Regions from separate parts of the Mus musculus genome. Here region 2 is linked to region 1. Evidence: chromatin loops called from intact Hi-C (ENCODE). Cell type or tissue: gastrocnemius. All regions are shown on one strand. Links, peaks and the distances in the headings refer to the core of each region. The heading gives the core; the rest is flanking DNA.

Region 1 (15,848 bases), core at 4,023-12,022:
CACCTCCTCCTCTCCTCTACCCACTGTGCCAAACTTGTTTCCCGATAGTCTGCAGCACAGTTGCTGGTTCTGTCTGATACTCTTGTGTTTAAGGTAGAAGAATACCCATGCTCGGTCCACTCTGTTTCTCCATTCCATGTACACTGCTCATCAACAAATCATGACCTTGCTCTAAGACAAAAATCTTTCCTGGATGACTAAAGCAAATTCCTTATCTATCTTCCCACTTCCATTATTTAGCTTCCTTCCTCCAAATATCATCATTTAAAAAACATTAGCTACACCTCTGCATGACTTAACTCCCCAAGTCTTCCTCTCATAATTATGTATCATAAATTGTCACCATGTTCTGCACATATAATTACATGTCATGCATATATAATTACTGGTGAGGCTTTTGGTCCATGTCCGACTCAGTTTCCACATACAACCCCCCTCCCATGTTTCATCCCAGGCTAGCAGAACAATTTTCTTCCCTGTTTATTCCATTTCTACTTCTCCTCTTCACATTAGAGTCAAAGGTTAGAACCACGTGACTCCTTCTTCCGTCCATTCTCTGAATGAAAGTTGCCTCTCCCTGACCACCTCTTAGGGACACCTACTTAGACAGTGGCTGACAATGATTTCCTGCCTCCAACCCGGAGTCACATCCTGTCCTATGACTCTTTGTTATTACACAGCAGTGATCCTACCTTTAGATTTAGTTGTTTTAATAATCGAAGCTTATTTACTGTGCTTCCCATCCCTCAGAGTACAGTCTCTGCTAGAAATGTGCCTGTCTCCACTTAGCTCCTTTGACTACAATACTTTGTGTCTCCTATAAGGTTTTCATATAGAGTTAGAGAGTAAATGGGTTCATTTTAGGAGGTTAAAAAGACCACTGTGGTCACATTTAGTATGATGTGAAAGAAGTGACATTTAAAAAAATATAGCTACATTTCTCAAATATAGAATTAATTTTTCAAAGATATGAAATATTCCTTGTTGTAAGTCCTATCTTTCTGTGGCAGTTTGGTGCAGGGTCAGCAATTTGCTTTTAAGGTATTTTATTGAGAGTTTGGAGATATGGCTCAGAGTTTAAGAGCAGTAACTACTCTTCCAGAGGAGCTGGGGTCGATGCCTAGCATCTACATGATAGCTTATAACCATCTCTAACTCTAGTTCCAGTGGATCTGGTTTCTTTTTCTGGACTGGGTTGGTACCTGGCATGCATGTGGTACACAGACATATATGCTACCAAGGTACTCATAAAAAGAAAAATAATGGAAAATAAAAAGATATATTTTGTACTTTGAAAAATGATATCAATCTAGTGTATACTGTAACTTAACTCAGTCGATCCAGTTCTTTGAAGTTAACTTGTTATCATCTGCTAACATGAATTTATATATTTCAGATCTTGTTTGGGGTTAGAAGCTGAAAATCTAATATAAAACAACTTGCCCCTAATCAGTAGCAGTCTGGTAATTTTGTTACTCACTAAAAGACAAATAATTTTGGCATAATTGGATGCTTCTTTAAATATTATTCACTAGAAAATATCAATATTTATTTAACATAATTAAAATATAATACATGTATTATATATTATATAAATATAATATATATGTAAAGCTTTTGAGGTTACCTCACTAGTAAATTGTTGTCATACATAACTAAAATAAAATATGAGCAGTTAGACAGAGACTACAGAAGGGAAAAAAAGGCAGTCTAGTTTAAAATCAAGGAATTTGCAAACAAGTTTCAACTTTGTGATTAGTAGTTATGTCAAAAAAATTATTTAAACTTCAGTTTCCAAATATCTAGATTACAGTGAAGGCCATCTTTGTTTTTTGTTTTTTGTTTTTTTTTTTTTTTAGGTTTTTCGAGACAGGGTTTCTCTGTGTAGCCCTGGCTGTCCTGGAACTCACTCTGTAGACCAGGCTGGCCTCGAACTCAGAAATCAGCCTGCCTCTGCCTCCCAAGTGCTAGGATTAAAGGCATGCGCCACCACGCCCGGCTGAAGGCCATCTTTAAAGATCCATTCCAGCTCAGACTGCAGAACATTCAACTGTCCTTTATGAAGAGCTTTTTCAGGACCACCTTCGAGTAATCTCTATTATGCATGAAGATTGGAAGTCATTTATGGGGTATTGAATGAAATTTAGCAGACTGGTGGTGAACTCAGGTGAACACATTTTGGCGGTAGAACAACAAGTAAATGTAGGTGAGAAGGGCAGTGGTAGTTGGACGGACCTAGGCTGAAATGAGTGGACAAGCATATACAGCATCGCTGCTTCATATTCAAATGTTACAGCTGAAAGTGGAGTGCTTTTTGATTGCCCAGAAGGCAGGGCATGGGGAGCCTTGTTTCTTTTGGGAGACTGTGTGGCCTTGTACAGCGAGACATCTTAGACTACAGGGCACCAGCTGACCGTTATATCCCTAGGTGTCTCTATTATTTAGATTAAAAAGACAAAATAGTCCCAAAGCCAGACAGATCCCATGTTCCCAATTCTCCTCTTTCCACTCGCCTCAGGTCAGGCCAAGCAGACCTTTGTCTTATTCTTTGCCTTGGTAGATATCTCACTAGCTATAAGGATTCCCAACTACTTATTATAAAATAGAGAAGTATGTTATTGTCTCTACAGACATGTGACTGAAGGAATACAGAAAACAAGTCAATTATTATTATTTACTCACAAGTAATTTACTTGGGACTTAAAGTGAAAATTCTCAAAATTCCTGGCCCCCAATCAATCATGACTGACTCTCCTGAAGATTTTTAAATGATCAGTTAATAAGCTACGTGCTTAGATCTACTCCATCAGCAAATAGGCTTGTTTACGTGTGATAAAACCTCAAATGTCTGCCTGTGGTACAGAGCTGCCTCTGTGGGTTTTCTCTTACCACTTCTACATTTGGGACACTTCCTCTTTTTTTCTTTTTTCCTTTCCTTTCCTTTCCTTTCCTTTCCTTTCCTTTCCTTTCCTTTCCTTTCCTTTTTTTCTCTTCTTTTCTTTTGAAAAATGAGCTCCAATCTTTATTGCATAGAGAAAGAAAAACCTTCTACTCTTTTATTGCTAAATGTATTAAAACCAAATCTGTAAGAAGAAAGCTTTGTTCTCATTACTAAGACTAAGCCTGCTTTGCTATTAAGAAAAGACCTGGTCTGTCCCATGGTAAGGAGGAGCCTGCCTCCTCCTTCTGCTCTCTCTGCAGCTTCTTCTTTGTCCCCTTTCCCTCTGCATTCTGCATATTGCCCTCTTGATTTTTCTTTTCTTTTCTTTTTTTTGGGGGGGGGGGGGGATTGGATATTTTCTTCATTTACATTTCAAATGTTTTATCCTTTCCAGGTTGCATGAGAGCTAGGAGTTCCTGTGGACTTTACTGCAGGCTTTGTTGCTGTTGTTTGTTTCATTGTTTTATTTTAATCTCCATTGTTACATCAGCACGAATGAATAAAGGTGCTCGGTGCTAAGGTCTCAATCACAGGAGTATATGAAAACTCATTCTTATCAATTCCTAGAAATCACCTCTTATACTCACATCAACAATCAAGAAGTCCAACCAGCACCAGGCATTGGTGAAATAGGTTTGAAATCCATAGGCCACCCATTTGAGGAGCATTTCCAGGATGAAGATGTAAGTGAAGACTTTGTCAGCATACTCCAGCATGGTTTTGATGGTCTTCCGTTGCTCAATGTATATATCTTCAAAGGCCTGTGAATCAAGAAAACTTTATTTACTTTAATGATCTGCCTTCCCAAAACATTTACAAATATTTCTAGTGTCATATGAGAACCAAGAAACACTTAAAGGAGTATTGGCTTAAATCACTCAAATATTTTTCCATCAGGCAGAAGCTAAAGACCAAAGCTAGCTAGGGAATATTGGCACAGGAATGTTGGCATCTATATTGATTTTATATATGTTGTTATCTTTACTTCTCACCCAAAAGCAGCTACCTCAATCACTGCCAAAAGCATGCTTCCATTCATGGAAGATGAACTAAAGACATCTAGTTCATAAGAGATAGAACTTGCTTCTTCCAACAATATCTTCTGTGATTCCATCACTTATTATTAAAGGATAATTTCATTGTACGTAAAGAAAGCAAGATTCACAGATAATCCATAAATACAGTTATTAAGGCAGATTGGCCGACATTTGGCTGGGATGCTACCAGAGCCAGGGCAATGTGTCTGCAAATGGTAGATCAGCGAGCAAAACATCTGGTGGGCAAACAGCAGATGTGAAATCCCTTCTGTCAGTTTCATGGTTCTGACTTGTTTTGAACACAATTTTACAGAGTTCTCAGCTCTGCATGACACAGATACACCTATTGTTTTGATTTCTAAACTGAGTGGGCACTTGTAGTATCACCAGGGAGTTGGCTACCTCAGCAGAGCTTGGTTCGTGCCAATGCACAATCACTTACCAAAGCACCACTACTGAGGAGAATCATGAACACAATGAACGTCTCAAACCAGTTGTGTTCCACAATGCTATAGCAGGTCTTCCTAAGATTCCACCAGATTTTTCCTTTACCTTCTTCCGTACTTACTTGGCAGAAGGGAAATTTTTTAATGCATCCTAAAAAGGCAATATTAATAAAATAAATTAGGGAAATAGACTTTGATCATTAATATGAAAAAAAATAACATTTTTACTTCTTCCTTACCCCAACTCTAGCTCATTTTATAGGTAGCTGGCTGCTTTCCTGACCAGTTTTGTTTCAACACTCTCCTATATAATGAATCATACTTAAATTTATAGATTTAGAATTTATGGAATTTCCATACATTTGTTTGAGTAAAAAAAAATGGTTTATATTTTTCAATACAGGTTAGAATCACTTTGCCTTGAGGCTACTGAGGAAAATAGAGTCCTATTTCATCACACTGGTTTGGGAGCAAAGCCAGATATTCAAGTTGTTTATGCATATTCCCATGTGACCCTGGGTACTCACTCCCTTCTTTTCAAGCATAGAAAACCCCACTGCCTCCCTAGGTGTCAGCCACTGTCAGTCTTCTCAAGCTAATTTATATTTAGCCTTGCTTCTTTTCTTAGTCACACCTATGACTCATGTTGCAGTCCGTGCCTCTTATTCTGCTCTCTTCTTCTCTGCCTCCTAGACAACTTATGATTTCCAATTTCTGTCCAATCTGTTGCTCTCTCTCAGCTACTACTTGTCGCATCAAACCCCATCGCAACAAATCAATAAATCTTTATTACGAGATGAGCTCGCCACAAGGAGAACCACATGGCAGCGTGCCAACACTCTATAACACAACATCATTTCCAAACAGCTCTGGTCAGAGCACAAATTAGACAAATTTGGAACTAGGAGGAGTGAGTATAATTACTGTAGCTTGTATAAGTCCAGTTACCCGACTCCTGTGCATTTTGAAGGGACTGTCATGTCAATGGTGTGACAGTCCAGAATGATGTGCATTTCAAATGCTATTACAGTCTGGAGGATAAGGACAACCAGAGAAAAACAGAAGAAACAACAAAAACAACATATGCGCTTAGCATACTTTCTCATTGGTCCAGACACAGGCTCGTCTGTAGTCTAATCTGGAATTTTTAAGATCTGAAGCAACTTAAGACATATAGAGTGGATGGAACAGGGCAAACAAAATAAACATGCCCTTGCCATTTTTTTTATATGTGTCTTTTAAATGAGGCTTATTCAGATTCTGTAGGGATGAAGCATTTCAGCAAGTTAATTTCTTTACCTTCAGTAAAGCAAGCTTCTGGCTTAAGGTCCTCCTCAGGTTCAATTTCAGCTTGTTCACCTTCTCGGGGCGGAGCAACGTCAACTGTGCTTCCTTCAGAAGAGCTGGTTGCATTTAATTTCTGGAAACAAAGCCCATGTCAAAGATGTGACTCTCCTCCTTTACTCAAGTGATCAGGAAACACTCTGTCATATGTGTGGGAAAAAATGGCACTAAAAGTGACACCTTTAATTCTACTGGTGGTGATACACAAGAAACATGAGCAAGGTCTACTCTTTAGACAGAAGGACAGGAGTTAGTGTGGATACCTGGAAAGACAGACAACCTTACTTTAGAATCTTCATTTGCACATGAAGGCCATGTGCAAACAACTACGAATGCTACAGCCACATCAAGAAGGGTCTCATAAAGTTCAGGATGCTCTCATCTACTAATTATTTTAATTAAATGCATCAAATCAGATCACAACTTCCACCCCTTCAGATGGAATTTTTCAGAGGGCCAGGAACACCATCAGTTGCTTCTAAGTACTGTCCGTGTTTCTGTAATTTTAGCAAGGCAGGGCTACAGGTTAACATCAATCACACTCATTATGGCTCAGCTTTGAGCTATATTTTTCTCTAGCTTACATAATTTTCTCCTTACTTTACTAGAAGAAAATGATGGATCACCCCCTCTCATTCTTTTTTGAACATCATAAATGAATTCAACCCTTGCAAAGAATTCTAAATGAAATGGAAATTTCTCCATAAATGACATTGTCTGGAATCTTTATTAGGAGCTTATTCCGAGTGCAACGCATGAGCAGGCTGCGAAGTTTTCCTTTAAATAAATCATTGTGACACGGTCCACGGCAAGAATAGCCACCTTAATGTTGCCAGGATAAATATCTGATAAATTTTCTAGGGTCATGTGGGAACATACCACAGATGTGCAGTGTTTTATGGAAACTGAGGCAAAAAACATGACAGGCAGCAAGGCTTAGGGAATGTAAAGCTTTTAGGTGGAAGAACATCTCACAGACAGACCAATGGCTTCAAAGCTCCACTGATTTCAGCAGCCCAGTGTCTGGGTCACACTGTTCTGGCTTTTGGAAAGAGTGAATATACTAATCTAAATGGACCTAAATGCTTCCCTAAACAGAAGTTCTATTCGGAGGAATCTGGCTCGTAATTCCTGACTTATCTTAAATCTCAAGGCCGATATGTTCTTAATATTTTTGAAACGTGAACTAAAATCAAAGAGTAATTTTAGGATAGTGATTGCTTCTTGTGTTTTTATTTTGAGTTAACTATGCCAGACTAAATATTTAATAAAATATAAAAGTAATATGTATTAATATATGTTTAATATATCATCCCTTCTAGTGAATAGATGCTGGAGAGTGGAGCTATTTGATCATTTTGAGTTGATGGGTCTTAGAATTGTCATACAACACAAATTTTTACCTCAAATCCCTTTACGTTGGGAAATGTGGGAAGCTGAAACAGACTTTCTCCTCCCAAGCTTTTTGGGTTCTCTCAGCCAGGATACTTCTATTCTTAAAGAAGGAAAAGCCCAGGAAAGCTGCGACTGAGTATAGTGATAGCAGCTTCTGTTGTAACTCAGGGCATACTGGGTAATTGGAACCAGCACTCAGCTTCACCAGTGGCTGGTGGGGTGAATGCTATGGCTTTTGATGAGTGGGCACAATCATGCCACTGCATAAAGAGCACTGATAAGAAACAAAAGTATTCAGAGATGAGTCATAAAAGAGGCTCATATGCATCGTCACCCTCTTGGCCAGCTATGCTCAATAATGTCTTTTGAGCATGGTCATGATCTACCTTCTCCATAAATTCTGTCTTACATGACTGCCTCAGTTAAATGTCATGGTTCATTTAGCTTGCTACACTTTTGCCTTTGGCCAAATATGCTCATCTATACATGTGTGTGCATGTTTTTATATAGAAGAGTGAACAGATATACATGTATATGTCTACAAACATATACTTGCACATACATACCAAGTACACAGTACACATACATATTATGTATGAAAATGTCAATTATATAAGCAAGTAGGGAATAGATATAATCTTCATGTTGCTTTTATGAAGAGTGAATAGATGAGAATTACAATGTTTAGATCACTTTATCTCTACTTTTTGATAAATTATGTGAATACATTGATTTGAATAAAGTCTAGCAATATTAGAAAATGTTTTCAATGAATATTAGAAACATATACTTCCAAATATTTTTCTATAATACCAGGCATTCAATAAAGAATATTGAGGGGGGAATGCTATTACTATTATATAAATATATATGCATGTATGCTTTCTCATGTGAATATTTTTTAAAAATATACTTACCCTTCACTTCCCATTAACCAATGGCATTACGTTTAGTGTTCAATCAAATTTATCTTATCAATGCTACACTGATGTCTTATACTTAAATACAGACACTTATTTAACATACTATAATTTATTTAACATAGTACAATTAATACTAGCTACTAACCTGGATGACTAGCTTGCCCAGTGTGGACTACTAGATGTAATTTTGCTAATGTGTTGACTTAAAATGATACATGTACAGCTATAGCTAATACATTTGTATATCATAATGCCCATATCCAGTTGGCTCTGGAGATAATGCTATGTATCTTAGGGAGAAAACTTTTCTACCCCCCCCCCCATATGCCCAGTGCTCTGATATTCAGCATGTCTTAAAAATATGTGGGGAAAGGATCTTGTCTTCTTTCTAGTCTTGTCTAAAGAGCAGAACCTGCTTATATTGAGAGCTGTTTTGTAGCCATCCAAGAGATTTCCTGGTTATTAAGCATTTTTAGCTTCAGCCCTGGAAAGTTTCCCAAAGAATGTACAGAGGGCTTCTTATAAGTCCTTAGGACTTTCATGAACCAAAAACTGAAAGATGGTATACTAGTTTCTGTCTCATAAGTGTTTTACAGGAGGCTTCTACTCTCTGAGGGTTTAGAGTGAGCTTCCACGAGCCAGAGCTCTAGTCCTTCTGTGGTGAGCAAGGGCACAACACTGTTTGAAACCCTCGGGCCATATTTTGGTCATAGAAAATATTTTATTCTGTGAAACTACGAAAATCTTGTTTAAACTATGTGAAGACATCAAAGGTAGCCATTTTACTTACATTAGTAAATGAACCCATGAGTTGAGTTCAGATTAAGTGACATAAACTGTTCAATATACTACCTGGTATTCTCGAGTCACTGAGCACATGAAGAAATTCATATCTGCATTTTCAAATCACTATTTTACTTTCTAGAAAAATAAGCACTTACATTCTAGACATTGGTATAAGAACAGTTTATACTAATTCTATACATTGTTATAAATGACTACTTACTAAACATTATGAAATTCATACTCTAACAAAGGGTAAAATTCTTATCACTATGCCAAAACGACTATCAGATTAATTGAAAAGCATATGACTTATTTAAAAGCAGTGACTGATGATATATATATACAAAGGAAAAACTTACTTTCATTTATATTGCCAGAGTTGTGATACTACAATGATATCAAAAGAGCAAAGAAACCAGAAATGAAATTTACCATATTAAATTACATAAATACACTAAGTAGCCAAAGTTAATACTTGTTCCAAGGTAGTTAGAACAAATAAACATATCTGGAAATGTAGGCATAACAGCAGAAGTCCTCCACATAGTACAAGTTCAGTCTTGCTTCCTTGTACTATTTTCTCCTTAACCTGTTCAATATTACATGGCCCTTAAAAGTTAGAGTCTTCCATCCCTTGTAGAGACTACTGAGTCTACAAAAGGATGATGATTCAGGCTCTATGAATGCACGCTGGAAGCAGGATTTAAGATGCAACATTCTCCAGGCCGAACTCAGCCGCAGAAAACATGCCTGGCTATAGCAGAAGCCTGGCGCAGTGCTGTGGAAGCGCTCACTGATCCAAGAACCATGCTCTCAAACATGGTACTTGATTACTATGCTTTCCAGGTCAACTACAACTACCACTCACCCAGAGGAATGGGTTATCTCAAAAGAGGAAGGACAGAATTAGCAACCAAACAGGCCAAGAGGACCGTTTTCCTCCCCAGATCACGTGACCTGATAGAGCCCGTCCTCTGAATAGTGCTCTTGAAGTTTTGTCCAATTAAATAATAGAATTTAACTTTCAGAGATGGAAGAGAATGTTAGCAACTGGCCTACTTCCACTGAAATGCGCTCACATTTCATTCGTTTTTTCAATCAGTGCTCACATTGTTTGACTCTTACAAACTGCTGTATGGTTCAAGAGACAAAATAAAAGATTCAGCCATTACAGATTGCCTCAAAAATCGAGCCATTACTCTCAAGAATTCTCGATTTTGTCACACAGGTAGACAAAGAAAGTCTTTTTAGGACCTTGGTGAGATAACTTGGATATGAAAATTCATATCCTGGTTTAAAACATTTTATATGAACAACAAACAGCCATATACTGAGGCCATTTGTTGCTTGTCCAAGGCAAGAAGTGACTAAAACCAATAACTCACTTTCCAACCACTTACTGAGTGGTTAAAAAATATAAACTGCCACCATCTGGTTTCTCCTTGACATATGTTAAATGTGCAATACCCTCAGTGCTCCTTTTATGTAAAAATAGCCATATTCATAAAAGCATGGTATGTAAATGGAAAGTAATTACATTGTAGGTGAAGAGTAAGGCAAAGGGCATTAAGAAAGCAGGAGAGAAAGACCACTTATCCTGAAACGGGAGATAAACATTTCCATCAGAACCAGACATAATTGGGGTTTCCTCCACAGAAGAACACCAAGACAGTTTTTTAAAGATGGAGATGGGTTAAAGTGGCTATTTACATACCCATCTCTGCCTCTTGAAATGTTATTTGAAAGACAAGTCAAGAAATCAAAAGCTAAAGTCATTTTCCATCGTTTATCAATGTCTGAAAACAACACAGTGCTTTTTCCAGTAGGCTGGAGGCTCAAGAACTCAGTCAAATGCCTGTTCTTTAAAATTTTTCACAAAAGCTTCAGAAATGAGTCTTCCTGCAAGGAACATGATGAGACCTACAACTTCCCAACACTCATTCTGTTCAGCTAAATCAACAGCAACAGTGTTTTTCCACTTTTCATTAAAAAATACTTTTGTATTGGTAGGACTCAACAATTAAGTCTCAATGCTTCCATAGGAGAATGGATGTATAAATTAAACTCACAGACAATTGTAAGCTTAAAGTAGATTTTAGCCCATCAAAAGTCCAACATTTAGCAATGTTTGATTTCTGGTTAGTTTTCCCTCTAAAACTTTCACTTTGGCAGAAATCAGTAAGCAACACCACCAACAGGAGACAGTCAAGTCTACAGAGTAAAGACTCAGCTAACCCAGACTATCACAGTATTTGCAGGAGATGACTCTGCTCCTCAGAAAGCTATAACCAACCATCAAAACCCATAAATGTTCCAAGTGTCATTTTTTTTGCACACTCAGTCTAAGGTAGAACATTTAGGGTAAGATTAATGTACACAGGGAAAACACCAAGTCAAAAACGATTAACATCAAACAAAAAACAAACAAGTATGTTAGAGCAATGATTTAGTGTGCCTTGTGTGTCACATGGGACATGCTTACAGCATGGAGCCTTCCTTTGCTTTGCTTTAGGATGACCACCGTGTTTCTATCAGACACTTGACTGAAAAAAATTTTCCAAACTCTTCAAAGATACCTGGTGCTCAGATGCACATTCAGACAAATATCTGGCTTTATCAAGATCTCACTACTCTCCTGTTGCTTTTAACAGAGCCTTTCTGAAAGCATGAAAGCAAACATTTCCATCTGGAGCACGGGAATTTTTCATTAGAAAGTGATATTCATTGATCTGAATATAATGACTTAAAAATGGCAGTATTATCTCCCTCTCTCTCTTACACACACACACACACACACACACACACACACACACACACACACACGCACATACACACAAATCTCTTGAAGCTTATTTTGGTGGCACAGTTTACATATAAGGGCTGAATCATCAATAACAAAAAAAAAGCTGTGGTCTTATTTTAATGAAATAAAAACAGAAATTAAAAATGTGCATGCTCTCATAAGTCTCTGATTATATCGAATTGCTGGTATGTTTAAAATTTATATTGTGGTAAATCTCATCGGGCATGCAATTATTTCTGTTTTGAAAACTAAAAGACTAAAGTGGAAAGCCCATCAGCAGAATTAAACATGATGTTGGGACTGCCCATGTCGCCTGACCATGCTGTGATGTGTCACACGCTTCAGCAGAGAACAGCTGGGCCAGCCTCGCACTTCCTTGCCACGGCAGGGGAAGGAATGTAGCTGCAGAGCATGCAGGCCAGTCAAAATTCATTTAGGACGTGACTGTATTAGCACAACTTGCTTGGGTAACCTGGGTAAAAGTGGTGGCTCGAGCCTGTGGCTGCTTAAAAGACACCAGAGTGGCATTCTTGATGGCGCCAGCTTGGTCTCACCCTGTGAGAAGTAAGAATGGTCAGAAGTGAAGGTCATGGTAGGCTATTGCTAGATTGAATTTGGAATTCAGCTAAGAACATGGTCATTGAAAGCATTTCTCCTAAATCTTTCCTTTGGGAAGATAAGTCAGTAATCCTTTAAACATTAAATTAGAAAGATCTATAGTTATGATTATGTGAACATTGAAACCATAAAAACCAGAATGGTACATTAGAGAATGCTTCACTATTTGCAGAAATTCGAGTTTCCCTAAATTAGAAATATAAGTATTTTGAAATTCGTGTCTTCAATTCTTTCATGCAAAGCTTTGAGTTTGTTTCCATATCAGCCTGTTTATATAAGTGGTATATACATACACACATAATGAAGGCATTTATGAAATACACATTAGATAATGCATAAAATACTAGAGTTTATACCTGTATCAGGAATTGTTTATCCCTGGCATCGGTTGCTAGTCATATTTTATTACAGAAATGAGTGGAAATACTTGAGTAGTTCAGGTTTTCAAACCATCTAAGCTGATTGGTTTACTACCTAATGTAAAGGAAGAAAATGTATGCAATTTAGAATTTTTTTTAGTTTTAAGGATAAATGTAATAAAACTCTGTTGTGTTCAGCCTACTGGTTGCTTACTCTGTGAGCAAAACCAAGGGCTATCACATGCTCTCCAAAGTAGAACTCAATGCTTTACTTCAGCTGTGGTCCAGAAACTAGCAAAAAACAAATGAAAGTATCACGTGTGTGTGTGTGTGTGTGTGCCTGTGCAAGGTGGTGCATATGTGAAGTATACTTAGGTGGAATTTAGCTAAATCTGTCCTGTAATGTTAGAGTATACCAATATTTGCTATTATTTTTTAAAGTTCTATGTTATGTGATGTTTCTGAGCATATATGAGAATTTTCCTGTTGCTTTTGGATAGGTTTTTGTGGTACTAACTTAAATATGTCATCCACATAAACTTAATGTTGAATAAATGAAAAATTTATCATTTATGAAGCAGAACGTGATATTGAGAAACATACATAATAATGTTTTGATTATTCTTTGAGAATGTAATACATTGAACTTTGACCCTATTCCTTCCCTTACCTCAGATCCTCTCTCACTTCCCTACCACCAATCTTCATAACAATATAATTAAAAAAATTATATTCTGCATCTGAGTGTTTTTCCTGTACTTATAGATGTGAACCATGCAGTGCCTTTGGAGTCCAGAGCGGTGTCAAATCCCTTGTAACTGGAGTTACAGACAGATGCTACCTATCACGTGGATGCTGGGAAACAAGCCTAGGTCTTCTGCAAGAGCAGCAGGTGCTTTGAATCTCTGGGGCATCTCACTAGCTCCGCAGCAAAGCAATATTTAATATTGCTTTTTATGAGCATTTCAAAACCTAACCAAGTGTGTGTGTATGATGTTCCTACTAACATTTATATATTAAAAATGTCATTAATGTAATTGGACCTTATCTACTCAAAATTGGACTGAAAGGGTATAGAATTATAGAAATTGCCCAATAATAAATTTTTGTTGGGGAAACAAATGTTTTCCAAAAATTGACAATGAATGATGAATTACATTTTAATATTCCAAGTGTATGATGTTTAAGCCATTCAAAAGAAATATCTGTGGATCTTAAGGTGGCTTTCAAATATATTAAAAGCATTTTTTTTTCAACAGAAACACATGGAGGTATTCTTCACCAGCCCACTGTCATCACTCTCTGTTATTAATGCAATAGAAGTTCCTTTATTTAGCTTTGGCTTTTCTGTCTTTTCTTGACCTTACACTAGTCAGACAATTCTGTCCTTGGCTTTACCCTATTTTTGCCTTATAATTATATTTTGACCTCTCCTATTTTCAGGGACCCAGATAATTTTAAGTCTTCCATTATTTGGTCTAATTTTTGCTCTGAACTCCGACTCTGACCAACACTGTTACCTTCAACCCAACCATCCCTTGTTATCCATAGGGGGTCAGTTTAGGACTCTGCAAAAATCCAAACCAACAGATGCACAAGTCCTGTGTATAAACTGGCCTACTATTTGTAGTACATGCATTAACCTACACAATACTCTCATATCTAGACTATCTATAGTACAAAATACAATGTAAATAATTATTACCCTTCATTCTTTTAGGGAACAATAAGAAAACAGTATGTATCTATTCAGTAGACATGGTTTTTCTGTGATCTTTTTGATCAGAGTTAGACTGAACCCTGGTATGCAGAATCTATGGATATGATGTGCAAAACTTAAAGCTCAAATCGAATTCTTTCCATACAAACCTGGTGACCTTCCTCAGAAGCCCTTATCAGACAGTGGAATTGCCACTTTCTGATTCCTCAGATTCTTGAGGTCTGTTAAATTGCCAATTACTCTTGGTTCTCTATTATTTTGGCCCAGAATTTCACCATCTCATTGCTATAACAGTGTGTAAGTTAATCTCCATTATCTCTCAGTCTAACGTCCTTTACTCTTTAATAACAGATGTTCCTAGGATACCCCTTTCTAGTTGCTTCTGTTTCAGAGCACTCCTTCGTGACCATGCAGACAATTCCAAGCTCTGAGTTACTCTGCAAGGCTGCAGTCTGGAGCTTCCAGACACACCGGCACATCCTTTGCCCTGTCTCCTGCTCTCCACTCGCCTGAGTAACAGGAGCTCATTATCAACCCTGGCTCTCCTTTGGAGAACAGTATCTTTCCACTTTTTAACGATGTGACCCAAATATGAGGCCTATTGCAATTTTCTGTCATTTAACCTCCCTTCCCATTCTTAAATGCCTAAGAATTTAACACCGGCCTGTAAGATCAATTAAATAGAGTTTTAATGACTTTATGAGTTTGTTGGGAACCACTTGATAAAGACTGTCTTTGACCGAATTGGACAAAGTAATCAGTGAATGCCTGCTAGTCCTCTAGGGTTCCTTTGTAAGTCAATTCTACGCCAGGTGATAGAAAATAAAGCCAGAATTGAGTCTTAGCTACTAGGATGAGCAACGTGAATTAGATGTGCTATGCACAATTAGTGTGCAACTGTGAAAATAAACATTGCTACCTCATTTTGTTTATATGTTTTTTAGTTTTAAAACATATTCTAAAATATGAAAAGAATGGGACCACTGTGAGTTGTGATGCCATAAACTTCTAATAAGGATTTCTAGAGCAAATTATCTTGGTGTAACTGGTTTTCAAAAGCTCCAAGAGAATCCATAGAATCAAACATCATTGGTCTGATTCCTAGGGTGTTGATGGTATTCCCTCCAGCTAGAGATCTTTTATAACACCATCTGTGCTAGATTAACCTCCAGCTGTTACATCCAAAGGCCATAAATAAATAATAATAAAATATTGAAGTAATGCCACTAAGCTATTGTCATTAGACCCAAATGAGCTCAAATCATAGCATATGAAAATTTTCTCTTTTCATTCGATCAACTACTCATAAGAGGGAAAATTTCCCATCTGTAGATCCACTATAATCATCAAATGTTACTCTTCAGTATTTTTAAGGTAATATAGAAAATGTCATAGGTTTGCTCATCTTTAATAGGAAAAATATCAGTATGGCTTGACCCTTCCTAGTAAACAAAATGGTAAATAAAACACTTAAAT
Region 2 (15,848 bases), core at 4,523-12,522, 64 kb after region 1:
AAACACTCACACATACATACTCATACACACTCATACACACACACACTCATACACACACATTCATACACACCCAATACAGTCACACAAACATTCACACAAACTCATATATACACTCAATACACTCATACACACACACTCATACACACACACTCAATATACTCACATATTCACACAGACACTCATGCACACTCAATACACTCACACACACATATTCACACACACATATTCACACACACACACGCCACACGAGAGGAAGACAGAGACAGTGAGAAGACAGACGGAAGCAGAACTAGATATAGAGACAGAGAGACAGAAAGAGAGAAGAACCAACTTGCTTGGCTTCTCACTCCAAAAATCTCTCTGGGCTCCTTCTAGAAACAATCTGATGGCCTTAGTACACAGCAGAAATAATTTGGGTATTTCTTCTGTTTTACTATATAGAACATTAAAAATGTGGCTTTTTAAGAAAGGACTGTGATTGATTGCTTGACTGGAGGTTTCTTTTGTGATCTGACTTTTATTTTTTTCTTACTGACCGTATGTGGCAGTAAAATCCATGGGCAGCTCAGGTCAATGCAGTTGCCTCCGCAGCCACTGAACCCCTGCAACTACTGAATGACCAGTGCAAAGGCTAACTCACGAGAGAGGGCAAATGGGATCTTGATGTGATTATGAAAACAGAGTAGCTTCACAGCCTTCCCCTTAAAGGGTCCTTAAGACATCCATCATGCCCTTGACAACAGCTCTCTAGAAGGAAGCAGTTATCAAAGGGGGAGGAGACAGTATGGCCACAGCCTATGTGAGCAGGCATGGATTCTGCAATTACAAATGGACTCTGACCACTCCGTTGCGTGCAAACATGCTGCCATCCTCTCTAAGCTCCACATCCCCTCACTCTGTAATAGAAAGAATTACAGCAAGGACAGCACACACTTCCTGGACTGAACGTGACATTTACATATGAAAATCCACCTAAAAGGTGAACACAGTGACCCGTAGAGAGAGGAGGCCAAAAAACAAAAACATGGCCAAGTCCAGGCGCGATTATAGGACAGGGAATGTCAGTGGGCCTTTGTGGCTGACTTCCTGTGAGCTGCACCTCATCCCCAGGTCCCTGGAGTGAGCCACACTGACAATAACCCAGGAGAGCAGAGGAGGAGGCTCATAAAGCGTGATAATAAATTCTCTTCAGCACCTCCCGAGTCGGAGGTGCCTGGGGGACATCTGATACATAATTAAAAGATGTGTCTGAGATGCAGAAAAACTGTTGGAGCTGAGAAAATGTTGATTAAGAGACCCCATATGACATCATTTTAAGAGCATTGGGCAAAGACTGGAAAGCAGACATGACTGCAGGTCTTGAAGGAGGGGGACATGGAGGGTGGCAGGTGGGGAAGTCAGAGTGATTATCTACATATCAGAACAGAAACCTCAAAGATGCTAATTAGAGGCCGTGTATTGGATCCAGCAATTAGCTGAAGTCTTCATCTTAAGAAAAATAAGAAACAGACCCAGAAAAAGCTAAGCAACACCCTCTGAAGTGACTGTGGCCAAACACACATGTTTCTTTGAGGCCAAAATTTTCTATATATTCCATTTTTAGTTGAATTTGTTTTTCCAATACTGTTATCATGTTGCATTGAATCCAGTTATTTTTACAATTGGAATTTAAAGATCTAAGTTGTGCATAAAAACGAAAGAAAAATTAATCTGGGCCTTTCAGCTTTGTTTTCTGTATCAGCATGCTAGGATTTGATCATAAGCTCCTGAATGTTTGTGAAACCAACCAATACCATGGCTATACACTCTACTAAACTGTTAATGAATCAGAGTCTGAGAAAAATGACACAGTAAACATTAGGGAGATGCTGTGGAACTATCAAGGCAAAACACACATCGCCACTAGTCATGTGGTCCTTGACTTCTCATCTTATGAAAATTTTCAGAGAGACAGTTGGAAAATGTCATTGCTAGCTATATGACCAGTTAATATTCTCATCCCTTCCTCTCTCCATGTGAGTCTCTCTCTCTCTCTCTCTCTCTCTCTCTCTCTCACTCTCTGTCTCTCTCTCTGTCTCTCTCTGTCTCTGTCTGTCTCTCTCTGTCTGTCTCTCTCTGTCTCTCTGTCTCTGTCTCTCTTTCTCTCTCCTGTTTTATGAGAATGCATACTGGAGACAAAATCAATTTGTTCTGGTCTGTTATGTCAGAAGGCTGTAAATTTACCATCTTTGGGAATGAGAAGTTGCTCTATGCCCAGAACTTAAAAGATCACAAAAACTTCACAATGTATTTTCATGTACTTGATGATGAATGAGTTAACAGGAAAACTTGGACCCGTTGCCCAAGACAATATGTGCTGTTGGTATCAACAAAGGAGATTTTTATAGGAAAGGCAGAGTCTCAAAGATAAGTTGAACGAATTAAATATCCACTGCTAAAGAAACTGCTTGTTTTTGTTGTGCTAAGAATTTTACCCCGTGGTCCTTATGCATCCTCCGCAACCCTCCACCGCTAAGCCTGATCCTCCTCAACCTGAAAAAGAGGATTCACTTCTTCCTTTGAGTATGTGTGGGGGTGAAGGTGGGGGTGGGGAGATAGGCATGCGCATTTGCATGCCTGCTGGGGATGGAATCTGGGCTCATAGGTAGTAAGTAAGGCCAGAGAGCTTGACCACTGAGTAATACCTACCCCCCCTCCCCTTTTTGTCCCCAACAGGACTCTCATTTAAAACTACTGGCTGCTTTATACTTATCGTTGATTCTGTTAGTATCATGAAAAACAGCCTGATGTTTTATTGAACATATACATTGGTCATTTGGCACAGTTTCAATAGCTACTAGATATTCACAAGCAGAGTTACATACTACTTTCAATATTTCAAAAGGAACTTTGAAATAACTTCTGGCTGGTATAACTTCCTAGCCAGATGGCTTTGAGATTCCATGATAATAACAGAACTCTGTTAGATGATTTGTATATCTGAGATACACACAAGTACTTTATGTCTATAAACTTAGTCACATGGCAAATGTATCATGTTGATTGCAGTCTTGCTTTATTGATATTATTTTTATTCTTACTTTACAGATGGATAAATATAGGTTCATGTAAACCATATACCTTGACTAAATTTTAAAGTCAGTAAGCTGAGAAACCAATATTCAAATCAGGATAGTTCAGACAAAAAGCCACATTTCTAAGACTGAAACGACCAGATTCTGAAAACCTATTTGCTGACATGGAATTAGGATGGGTAGTCATCTCGCTATGGGTTTGGTATGTGTAGAATCTGTACTGGCATACAGCACAGTGGTCTCACATAGAAAATATTGAAAACAGAAAGCACTGATAATAAACATTAGACACATTTGTAAATGGATACATGATAAAAATGAGACACGCATGTAACTAAGACAAGTTCCCGTATATGCAGGGAACTTCTGAGTTGTATAAAATCAAGTGAAAGCCCTAGGCTTGCTCTTCCACATCATGTGCCTTTCAGTGTCTCATCAAGGACTTTGGTACCTCTATTAGAATGACTAAACAAACCCATTAGGAAAGTAAGCCTGTGGCCAGGGTACCATGCCATTGCCAAAGCCAAGTGCAGTTCTTTCTTTTGCTCATGCCCCCTCGCTATCAATGATGAGTGATTGTCAGCACGTGAGCACTGTTTACTAATTTCCTGTTGAACAAGTGGATTTGTTCTTGTCTTTTGCTTCCCGTTGACTCGTATCATGGTGAGGAGGGCATTTTCCAGAGAAAGAAAGCCCAAGTTCAACTTGCCTTTGGAACAATCATCTAGGAACTAATAATTAGCTTACCGAGGCTGATGTTCTCTGTGACTTTGTCCTTATCAGATCACTTATAAGCTGAGGAGACAAGAGCCAACTAATGACAATTAAGCCAACCTTGTTATACAGGAATCAGCCTTACTGGCTTTAATAGCCCTTGACATGTCTTGCTGAATGTTTACAAACTGAAGTAGGTTTTGTGTGAGCCCCAGTGTGCTCTCCACTCTGGGTGCATCCTCCAAGCTCTCCTGCAATCAGTGCTTAAGGAAAAGGATATGAGACCCCATTCTGGCCAATGAACTTCGAGGACGGTTTGTCAGGGGGCAGGCTGTAAGTGCTGTTTACAGTGGCTGGAAAGGAACTGACTGGGGAAGGCATCCTGTCTGTCCTGCACCTTTCTGCATCCCAGTCGCATCCGCATCCGTAGCACTGTCTCAGCCAGCTTCCAAGCAGAGCGGATGCCACTTTGAGGGCAGAGCTGACACAGTGAGTGTGGCCGATCACACAGACATGTTTACCCCTGGGCTCTTGATGGACGGCTCAGCTCTTGGACCCAAACAACCTCTGCACTGCTTGTTATGTCCAATAAACATCCTCCCTGATGACAATCCGTTCAGACAGTTTTCCTAGTTAGTTGCTGCTGATATACCAAATAAAACAAGTACTCACTGGTCAGTTCAAAACTTAGCCAGCGCAGAAGCCAGCTCAAAACAAATACTAACCACCCATGTGGATGTCCTTTATCCGGTAGAGACAGGTGAGCTCTGGCTCCAATTACCAAATAAATATAATAAAATCGAAAGTAAACACAATTTTAGGCAATTTATAAAATGCACAGAACGAATGTTCCTCTTACAGGAAAAAGAAATGTAGCTAGGTGAATTTTTTCTGGCTTTCCGTATCATTCCTCGCCCCAAGGCCATGCCTGCCACACCTTATCCATTTGTTTATTTAGAGAAACACACGGATGGGGGCCGGGGAGGAATGACACTTTCCTGCCTTCTTTTTGTTTGGGTAGAGCTGTCCTTGTTAGCAATAAAAATTTCAGTTTGCCTTCCACAAATACAAATTTTATTCTAAAGTAGTTAGGTACCTTTGGGAGTCACAGCACCTCTGTTTGGAAAAGCTCCAGGCCCCGTCTGGGGAGTATCTCATTTGTTCTTACAATATCCCTTGAAGGGATTCTGTGGTTTTTTTCCCCCCAGCAAGTCATCCTGCCACGAATCCTTGACAGATAGGTCATTGCTGACTAACTCTGGTGTGCTAGACTTCAGCTCTCCGGCTTCATCATCATCTGTGTCAGAAGAGAACACAGTGAAGTTAGCCAAGTACGCTGGCCACAGGCAGTGTGGTGGTGTCTGTCTCTGGATCCTGGGTTGGAGACTTGGTTTACCTGGGGCTTTTGATCAGGAAAGCAGACTTGATGCCAAGCTGGCCGTTTGATCTTTGTAGACAGCATGCCCTGGCATGCTCTAGTAAGCAGGGGCCAGGAACCACTGCCAGCATCCTAGGGTGCGGGTGGGACTCTCTCTTCCAGCTGCTTTGGTTCATTCAGTCTTTCTAGAGACTGGCAGGTGAAGGGCTCTGCCTGCCTACCACAGCTTCCCTGTCTCCTCTCTGCTTGTACTCCCTCCCCCTTTGCTTCTCTTCCTCCAATATCTCAAAGAGCACAGAGGGAGCTAAGACATCCCCATCCCTTCTCTAGCTTCTCTCACATTTTCTCTCCACCTGAAAAGCTGTTTCATTGAACATTAAGATAACACGAAGCATATTTAATGGCTTCTAAAGGTAACTTTTAGACAAGCACTTTAAACCAGAGCACTGTACAAACCTAACATAACCATCTGATCTTGCTCTCCTTCTATTAGTCGTGGCTTATCACAGGCTAACTCAGTGAACATGACTCTACCAAACAAGGTAACTAGCCTTCTCTCAGAAATTGATCATTTAAAATATTACCTGCCTGAGTTCTCTTTCACAACATTCACAGAGCCTACTAAGAAATTCCCATTTTCTACTTTCTGGCAAAAATTTAAATCCTTGTTTTAAAATTTCATAACATCTATTAAAATTTCTGTCTCTAGATGAATGCTCTCCAAAGCTACCAATCTTCTGCTCTATCCTGTCACCAGACACAGAATATTATTAAACCCTCTCAGCGTCTCTCAGTGACTTAGAGTCACTTTAGCCAAGACTGGAAACGCCTCTGTGACCTGACCTGTACTTTCCTCTCCAGCTGCTTACTTTGTGGTACCAACAGAGTTGCTCTACTGTTCTCTGGGTATAGGACAACATTGGTGTCACCTCACCAAGCCAGCTGATAGTTTTATATATGCAAATGAGGACTGTATCTTGAAACTTGGCTTTTTTAGAATGGGGTTAAATGATATGTGTGTGCTCATATACACATATGTGAATTTATGTAAATCGAGTTTTCCATAAAAGCTGGAAGTTTTTAGTAGCATTGGTAATATTAATAGTATCACAAATATTATTTTTCTCAACAATACCCTTGTGATACAGGCTAGATATGGAGTGTCCACCAAAGACCCACTGATGGAAAACTTGGTCCCTAGCCCATGGGGCCATGGAGAGGTCTACCAGGAGGAGCTTTGGTTATTGGAGTCATAGCTTTGAAGGAGATATTGGAAGCCTGCTCTTCCCTCTTCCTGTCCCTATTTCTGACCATTACGAGGTGAACATGCCTTTACGCCAGAATTTGAACATGCTGAACTCTGCCATCACAGGCCCAAGGCCACGGACAGGGTTATACAAACATGGACTCCAGAAATGAGCCCAAGTGAAACATGTGATCTTTTAAATCGATTTTCTCAGGAATCATGTCCAAGTGTCAGAAGCATAATATACACTACCAGACAGCAACGTGCATACCCTGACTTCAGCTTTACACTGAAATTACAGCCATCCAAAAAAATTGCTAATGTTTTCGCCTTCCCAGACACACTGTTTCTGAACATTGCTTTCTTTGACTTCACAACTCACAGGTAATTTGATTTTAAATACTCTGGCCTCTAGCTTGACATATAATAAGAGTGATTTTAAATAACCAAACCATCAACTTAGTCATATTTCTCAAGTCTTTGAAAGGTCTTCACCGGGGGCATAGTGAGGTGGGGTGTGAACAAAGAAGACGTGAATCTCAGTGCACCCCTAAAGCCCAGCCCAGTAGTCTCTGGCTCACTTCTGGTCTCTCTCTTCCCCATTCTTAGGAAGCTGCATTTGCAAACTGGAGGAAATGTATCTGCTGGCTTTGGCTACAAGTGGGAGGACAACCTCATGTACCCACCAAAAAGAGCAGTGATTGTTACATGTGGCCTCCCACTCTGATTTGTATTTTGCATCCTTTTTAAAAAAAATTAGTATTTTAAAGACAGGGTCTCATCTAACCCTGTTTTTAGCTCCTTATGTAGCTAAAGCAGACTCAGCACTCCAGATAGGCTGTCTCCTAGCTCCTGATACTCTGTGATAATACATATGTGGCCATGTCCATCTCTGTTTTCCATCTGGAGACAAAGTGTCACTCAATAGCCAGATCAGACTGTCTTGACATCATCATACAGCTCAGGCTGGCCTTGTACTTGCCATTTGGGTTCTGTCTTCCGAGTGTTTAGATTACAGGTCTGTCACAGCAAGCCTGGCTACATTATATCATAATGTGACTTCTATCTCACTTATTTTCAAAAGGGAGCCTTGGTTTACAGACTGGGATATAAAATTAAACACATGAACTTCAATATAGGAATCAATTAAGTCAATGTTTATTTTTTTAAAAAAATCATTTTAGTTACTTTGTGCACATGTGCACATAAAAAAAGGGTGCTGGCCACAATGGTGTGCATTTGGAATGAGGCCAACACGGCACACTCCTAGCATGTGGATGTTGGCTTGAACTCAGGCAGTCTCTGTGGCTTTTATCTGCTGACCCATATCACCAATTCTATTATTTTTTTAAAAATTGTTTTATTTATTCTTTTGTGTCTTGGGGTGGTTTGCCTGTATGTATGCCTGGATAATTATGTGCATGCTATGCCTCCTGAGGGGAGAAAAAAGTGTCAAGGTCCCCCCCCCCCCCAGGACTAGAGTTACTGCCAGTTGTGAGCCCCTATGTGGGCTCTGAGGATTGAACCTGGGTCCTCTTGAAGAGTGGTCAGTGCTCTTTATCAATGAGTTCCAGCCTCTAGGGTACTTTAAAAATATAATTCCTTTTTTTACTTAGAAGAGAGAGAGAGAGAGAGAGAGAGAGAGAGAGAGAGAGAGATTTCCAGAGGTAGGATGGGGTACAACAGGCTCCAAGTATTTGCAGTTATATACAAATTTCCAAAACTCACGTAAAAGAGACAAACTTGTTCTAAGAACTAAACTGGAAAAGTGAAAGTTTTCTTAGCACATATCCTAAGAGACAATGGGCAATGCCCTCAGTAGGCATCCAAAGTTAATTTAGCAGAGGCTCATCTAAGGCTTAATCAAGTAAGTCTGCTACTGAATAAAATTAGTTCAGAACAGAGAATTTCATTTAGAAAGTGATCCAATGGTTCATAAACATTGCTCTCATGTGAATGAAGCGGCATGTCAAACCGAGAGAGACTCCTTAAACAGTGAGTCTACCTTTGAGCCAATTTTATTAAAACTTCAGCATTCTAGAAACTTCCCTGAGAAACCACATTGCATAAATGAGGAAGTGGTAGCTCAAAGGGCATGATGGGAAATTTCCCCTAAAAGCGGTCAATGATGCCAGCTGTAGAGCCTGAGAAATATTTAATCAAAATTCTAATTTTTTTTAAAAAATTTGATATCACTAACATAAAGAATTAAAATTTTCTAGAAAGTTGAATTTTGATTCTTGAGGTTTTTATCATGAAGGTGGTTTTAAATGGCCAAATGACTGAGGTGGCTTGCTGTGAAATACTGAGCAGAGTCTAGGAAACCAACCACATATCCAGCCCTCATTGTACCTACCATTCTCCTTGCAGCAAACCGAACACTGCATGGCTATCCATGTTTACTTACAATAAAAATTTGAGTTAGATAAAATCCCATGGATTGCTCTACACATTGGACACAAGAGATTCACAACTAAATGTACATTCTAAAAACAAAACAAAAACAAACAAACAAACAAACAAAACCAGTTAATTAACCCATGATTCCTAACTGTGGTACATCATGGACATATTTAAAATATTTTCCCTGACTTGGACTTTCTGTTGAACATGATCCAGGATAAAACCAAAACCAAATGAAAAAAACAAACCTCCATCAAAACAATAACGTGAACAACAAAGTATCATTCCCACCATTATAACACTAATCAAAGAAGCAAGACATAATAACTAAAAATCAAATTGATTTAAGTCATTCCTCTAAAAGTTTCATTTACTCTTGCTGGGCAGGGGTGGTGCAAACCTTTAAACCCAGCACTCGGGAGGCTGAAGCAGGCAGAGCTCTCGAGTAAGGCCAGCCTGGTCTCCAGAGTGAGTTTCACAACTGCCAGGGCTACACAGAGAAACCGTGTCTTGAAAAGCAAAACCAAAAAACAAACCGTTTTCTCAATCTTAAGCATGAATCTACACTTCTTGTGAATAAACTATTTTTTTTCCTATAGAGCTACCCTTAATTTTTATATCAAAAATAAGTATTGGCTATTGAACTAATCAAAAAAATTTCAGATTAGAAAGGATCTTTCAAGCCATCTAGTTCCTCTAGTTTAGTTTATAACAGGGCTCTTGAAACACAGCAACAGAATCACCTAGAGGGCTTATTGTTAAATCGAGACTTGCCCAGCCCCTCCCCCAGGCTGCTGCTGCAGCTGGGCTGGGTGAGGTCTGCTCTGCAGTTCTCACTTGCACATGACTGGTGCTGGCACTTGTGGTCAGAAGCCACAAGTACCATGGCCATGCCTAGTTCATAGCATCAGTATAAAAAAGGAGACAAAGCAAAGAGAGGGAACGGTGTGTGTGTGTGTGTGTGGGGGGGGGGGGGGTGAGCAGAGATAAGAGAGTAATAAGGACCCCACTATGTTATTATAATTAAACTGCACAAAAAAGAAAGCCAAATGTGGGCTGAGCTATGCATTTGTTGTGTTGAAAAAAAAGGATCTCATATAGCCCAGGCTGGTTTCTTGCATAGCTGAGGCTGACCTTGAACACTTGATCTTCCTGCTTCATCTTCCCAAGCATTGGAGTTACAGGCGTGCACCAACACAGTCGGCCATATTTTGTTTTTATTGTTTAATGTTAGAAACACACACACACACACACACACACAGACACACACACACCCCGTCCTGTGCATGTATGTAATATGAGTCTCACTTTAATGACTTCTCAGAAAGGACAAGCATAGCTTCCTCTGTCTCATTTATCCACTTAATGTCATGCAGTGCGATTCCACTGAACCTGGAGCCTTGAAGTGATTGATGGCTTCGCAGAAGCCACCAATGGCTTTCTGTCTCCCTGCCTCCAGCCTGATTGCCACACAGCCTATTTTAATCCCAGCAACCAGAGTGATCTTGGGAAAAGAGAAATTGAATCATGTCATTCCGTAGAATCCTGCAGCAGCTGCGGGGGGCGGGGGGGGGCGGGGGGGTTGAGTTGCCTGCTTCATGTTGCCTGCAAAGTAGCTTCCGGCTCCCCTTTATGCCTAGGAGTATATAAGACTCACAAACTGCTTCTCCTTTGGGAAGCTGGAAAACTCAAGGCTCACCTTCAAGTACTGACCAAATTTGCCTTAGTAAAGAGACCTGCTTACCTCCTCAATTCCCAATCCTACTTAACTGTCTCCTTAAAGGATAGGTCCCCTTAGCCTGTGCTGCATATCTTACTTGTTATGTTGATTAGTCATTTGCTGCCTCTCGGGGTGGCTCGGTAGCTAGTATGCCTCACAGAAGCTGGTCTATGCCATATTATTTGCCCTCTTGTGGGCATCACTCTGTTTACCATCCATCCCACGTTCATTCCTGGAACAGGGCAGAACACTAAGAGCTCAATGAATTTTATTTGGATCACTCAAGATTTAAGGATTTTTTTTTCCACCAACATTTCATGGCTTTGCCTTTAGAGTTAGTAATAGGAAATTCACACCACAATTTTCAAAGTCATGTTTCCTATGCATGCAGACATTTTTATAACACCGCTACCAGAAAGACAAAAGTGTGCAGTGATGTAGAGTCTGCTAAGTAAATAAGGTAGTTTGTCCATCCATTAGGATGAAAAAAACAGGAAAAGGATTCATGGCAATAACAAAGCCACATTCCCTGTAAGCACAGTATGTTCTCACTATGTAGTCGCATTCAGTCCAGATCAAACATGCATTACAATACTGTGTATCCCAAAGATAAACCTATAACTCTGCTGTGGACTGGATTCTCTTCACAATAAAGCAACCCGAGGACAGAATGCTTCATTCTAAGTATCTCACTCCAAAATGCCTTAGAGAAACAATGTCTCAGAGAGAGAACACTGCTTAAGCACTTACTGTATACCAGGCACTGATAAGCTCAAAACAACCATACAAGATAAATGTGACTAGCGCCCTCATATTTAAGGTATGCAAACAATCTTGAGCAAGGTGGGGCTGTAACTGGCTACAGGCCACAAAGGCCAATGACCTTTTGTTGGGAAAAATAACCAACTTCTCTGGAAACATTTAACCCATCTACGTCACCAGCAAAAGTGATCTACTTTCCATTCCCCACAAAGCCCCTGGTTTCTGGCATGGGGTTCAAATCTGCTCATTCTGCTTGGTTTAAGTCACACTTTGGGGTCCTAAGGCGCAGTGCACAGCAATTCTGAGTCAGAAGTCACCTTTGCTTTCTCCTGGCCTCTCAAAGTACGCTCACGCTGCGTTTGAATTCATGCGGTAATTAAAACTCTATCTTCTGTTTCCTTGCAAAGGTATGTTTCTGCCTCTTTGTCTACTAGCACATTCTTTGGGGGCTAAAAGGGTTCTGACTACTTATAATAACTAGAAAACTGTTCAGTGAGTAAGTGCCTGCTGAACACCATTGCCTAATTTGAATTCTGAAAATGTCTGTCTAATATAAATCCACCGATCACACATAAGAACTCAGCACTGAAATTGTGGTGCCAAATTTTGAAATAACATTAATATGTTGGGTATGCAATCTTTAGTAAAACATATCATCTATACAAATTATTTTGACTTTTTTTTTCATTTTCCATTTCAGTGTTAGCATCTAGAACATTTAAAGGTATACATATGGGCCTTGTTATACTACCATGGGTTAGTGGCTGCCTTGTAAAGAGGACTTCCCTAACTCCACCACACTCCTGCAAGCAGCCATCTATCCCATGATCCTGAAACAGTGCTTGGAACAGGCTAAGTGCTCTTGAAAATGCATTACTCCCTGAAGTAATAAATTCCATGTTCTAAGAAGTCCTAAAAGAAAGGGTCTTGGTCTCTGGATTGACAATTTTCTATTTCCTTTAGTCAGATTGTTGTCCTTAGAGCACGGGTTTTTTTTTGTATGAAGAAATACTCCAGTGAACAAACTGGCTTTACCCGAAGCGAACGTTCTTGGTGCGCGTGCACTGGAGCAAACCCTATATTTCCGTCTGAGTACAACAGAATTATGGGAAGCTTTCTGTGTTGGAATAAATTCAACACTGTGAATAGAAAGCAAACAACATGGACAAATGTCTAGTCCTCGATCCCTACACCCACCGTAACATCAGCCATATTGACAGCCCTGGGAGGTGCCCTTAGCAGTGTTTCTGCTACTGCTTGCTGGTACTGTGTGCTTTAGGCAGTTTCTTTCCAGGCAAACACAGACTGTTTACCGACTGAATCGAAATGACAGCACACTGTTTTCACAACAGAGCTCTGAGAGCCGATTGCCTTTTCTGCTTGGCAACCTGAGGAAACTTTAGATCTGGGATCTTGAGGTACAACTTGCTTGTATCACTTCAAGATGGCGATGTTGGCTTCCCTACAGGGATCCAGCCATTCCTTCCACTTGAAGTTTAAAATAGAGAAGCTGGAGGTTTATCTCCTCCCAATCAGGGAGGCACTGATCACTTCCTTCAGATCTGTGCAAGGGGCAAACCCGGATGAGGAACAGGATGATTTGAGAAGTTCTGAGTTCTGTGCTGTGTGATTCTTCATCAGCCCAAGGCCAAGCGCATGGTGAGGCCTTCTCTGACAAGAATGTCCTGAGAGGAGATGGTTCTCATACCATAGACCCAGGTCACCTAGTGGTGGTATACGGAGACAGCGCAACATCATAGAGTATGTGCCACTGACTCCTGCCTTTCAGAAACAAGATTTAAAATAGTGATCAATGAGAGAGAGAGAGAGACAGAGACAGAGCGGGGGTAGACTGAGATGAGAGGTAGGGAGAAAAAAACAAGGTATGGAACATATATAGGTTATATAATTCAAGCAACCTGTGTTCTAGACTATTAGACTATTCTCTGCTCTCCCTTGCTAGGATATACAGTGAACTCTCAAGATTACTCGTATTTAGTGTCTACATCCAGAGAAGAGTAAGAAAAAAGTAAGGTCAATCTTTCTACACCATCCCATGGAGAAAGGTGAAAGAGACAGCTACACCTGTCTTTAGGAAAGTAGATATTTACAGGTGGTTTGAGTATGGGCGCTGATTGGGAGAGAGGAGGTCATGAATGAAGCTGGGAAAGCCTACCATTTCTGGGTGTGTGTTTTTTTTTTTTTTTCAAAAATCAGGTATTACAAATTTAACTGCATGGTATGCTCTAAATGTTCATCTCTTCTTAGAGTCGGAGTGGAGGGTTTAACAGTACCTGGTGTTCTCAACAAAGGCCATTGAACCCTGCTTTAAAAACTTTCCAGAGACAAGAGGATTACACCCAGTAGAGTGTGTGCTGATTTGGGGGAAGATTTTAGTGAAGTAAGCACTTGTAAAGATCCTCTTTCTCTCTGCTTAAATCTGCTTGTAGATCCTATGAAAGCCTTTCAGGAATACAGATGTGAGCCCTTCCTAGATCTAGACATTGAATGCCTCACTATGGCTATTCAATACGGTACATGAAATTATCGCCTCAAATCCTTTTCTGAGGATCTCCATACAAATGACAGGTTTTTTATTTAAAGTGTTGTCCCCTTTTAAATGACGTATTAATAATTACTTGATTAAAGCTCCTTAGAGGGTAGCCTTTATAGTAAAGAAAATGTAAAAATGGTGTATCTTTGCAAGGATCTGAATTCAGGACCAACAGCGTCTGCACTTTTTTTTTCTTCCCACTGAGCCGAGGGCAGTGGCACTAAAATAGAGCAAAGAGACTGTGTGCCCTGGCCTGATTTAGGTGTGGATGATGCCATGGACTGCAGTGGGAAAGCCAGTCAGGAAGGACTCGGCATGGGAAGGCAGGAGGAGTGCTGCTCACTGAACAAGTCTTTTGCAGACCAAGAAGAGCCATTATACCATAGGTAAGTGAGATTTTTGTCTTAGATAGGAATTACAGTGGCAACATTCTCAGGAGAGCCAGGGGCATTAGCATGGTCTCTGTACCCTCATTCTTCTGAAGACAAAGAATCCAGTAAGTAAGAAGCAAACGGGAGCAGGCAGGATGCACAAGGGGAAACCTCAAAGGGGCAGAAGGGAAGGGAGAGATTTTATGTGCACCAGGTATCTTGCTGAGAATGTGGGTGATTCAGAATTCCAATTCTGAATGGGACTGTATAGTCACTGCTTCTTCAAGTGACCACCCCTATTCCACATTTTAAAAATTCATAAGTTCTTTCTTAGAGCTATTTCAGGTTTGTAGAAAATTGATGGGAAAGTACAGAAAGTTCCCACATCAAGCGCCCCTTCCTGTGACTTAAATATTTAGTGTTCAGGGTTTTTAATCAGAAGAAATTGAAGAAAACAGTTAGCAATAATTTCTTCGTGCATAAAACTTCCCAGAGAGCTTTCTTATGTGGTGCTGATTATTCGAAAATATTTTTTCTCTTCCTTATTAGCTTGATCTCACATGGTCTGACACCAGCACCTTTAATGTGCATATAAAGAAATGCATATTACAATGTTACAACTTTGAAGTATAAAGTAAAATCGTATCTTATAGGCACACAAGAAGCAGCCCTGGTTATTCTGGTGATATATGTTGATTTTTCTCTGTTAATTTGCATAAATATCTACATCATGATTTACATTTGTTGTGCTACTTCCTATTGACTCCTGATCACTGCCCTTGCCTTTGTAAAATGTACAAATGATATTGACTAGAAATGTTTCCCTCCACCCAAATCAACTTCATTCTTGTAACTCTTGCCATGTTGGTAGAGGGGAATGGATAAATTAACAATAAATTTGTTTTCCACACCAGATACTTTAAGGGAGCCCTTCTTTGATGTTTCATAATTATTAATACTTTGCTGACTTACTATTCTCATTTCCATTGTGGATAATCCAACTGTTTTGCGTATATTAGACAGATACATCTTTTAAAATAAGCAATTAGTCCGAGTGTATGAAACCAAGTACTGGCTCACAGACCTTCATAAATCGGACTTTGAATGTGGTAATACATTCTTTGTACCTCTCCTAAAAGCACCAACTACCTGCTTCAAAATATAGAGGTTCTCAACCTAAGATTTAGCAGACCTTCTTTATATACTGAACACCTTACTGACTTGATTAACAGAATATTAGAAGCTGGACATGTAGCCCAGTTAAGTAGCAGTATTGAATGGTGAGGACCTCATAGGGAAAAGGGCCAGGATATAAACTGCTCTAAAGGGCCGAGAGTGCTCTTTACCCCAGAGAAGACTGTGACAAACTGACACAGAAAAGCACCTAAGGTGTTAACCAAGAAGTGTCTCTGTAAGGAGCTAAAAAGCTGACTCACCTGAAGAACGGAATGCCTTTTTAAAAATGCATTTAATTATTAACCTACTTAGAGATTAGGTTAACACACTTCCTTCTCAGAAACACCACTCTTTGAAATTATGTTTAACAAAGAGTTTTGGCTTTGGGTTTGTTGTCTTTCTATAGAACGTGACTTCCTTCTAAACCTTCCAAGAATCACAGTCTCAAAA

What was found. Hi-C counts contacts between places; a loop is a spot of excess contacts. Peaks named below come from ENCODE experiments on the same cell type or tissue, not always from the same donor. Only the 100,000 strongest peaks of a DNase experiment are listed, where the experiment ranks them.
Region 2: a loop joins it to region 1, with 2.3 times the contacts of the local background. A loop is called at or near these places in 2 of 42 quality-filtered maps.

Annotation. Positions count from the first base shown.
Region 1 is chr2:65,478,623-65,494,470 of GRCm38, forward strand. It overlaps Scn3a (sodium channel, voltage-gated, type III, alpha), which reads right to left. Exons shown (of 27, transcript NM_001355167.1): 18 at 5,724-5,844; 19 at 4,421-4,575; 20 at 3,529-3,702. Among named protein-coding and RNA genes, the nearest start is that of Gm34833, 67 kb to the right of the region's middle. In gastrocnemius, for the core only: no CTCF peak of the experiment used is centred there; a DNase peak (open chromatin) is centred at 5,256.
Region 2 is chr2:65,542,291-65,558,138 of GRCm38, forward strand. The region is part of intron 1 of Scn3a (sodium channel, voltage-gated, type III, alpha); the gene reads right to left. Gm34833 (a long non-coding RNA gene) reads left to right here and starts at 11,481. Exons shown (of 6, transcript XR_003953838.1): 1 at 11,481-11,704; 2 at 13,566-14,237. In gastrocnemius, for the core only: no CTCF peak of the experiment used is centred there; DNase peaks (open chromatin) are centred at 5,271 and 7,656; H3K4me3 peaks cover 248 bases; H3K27ac peaks cover 385 bases.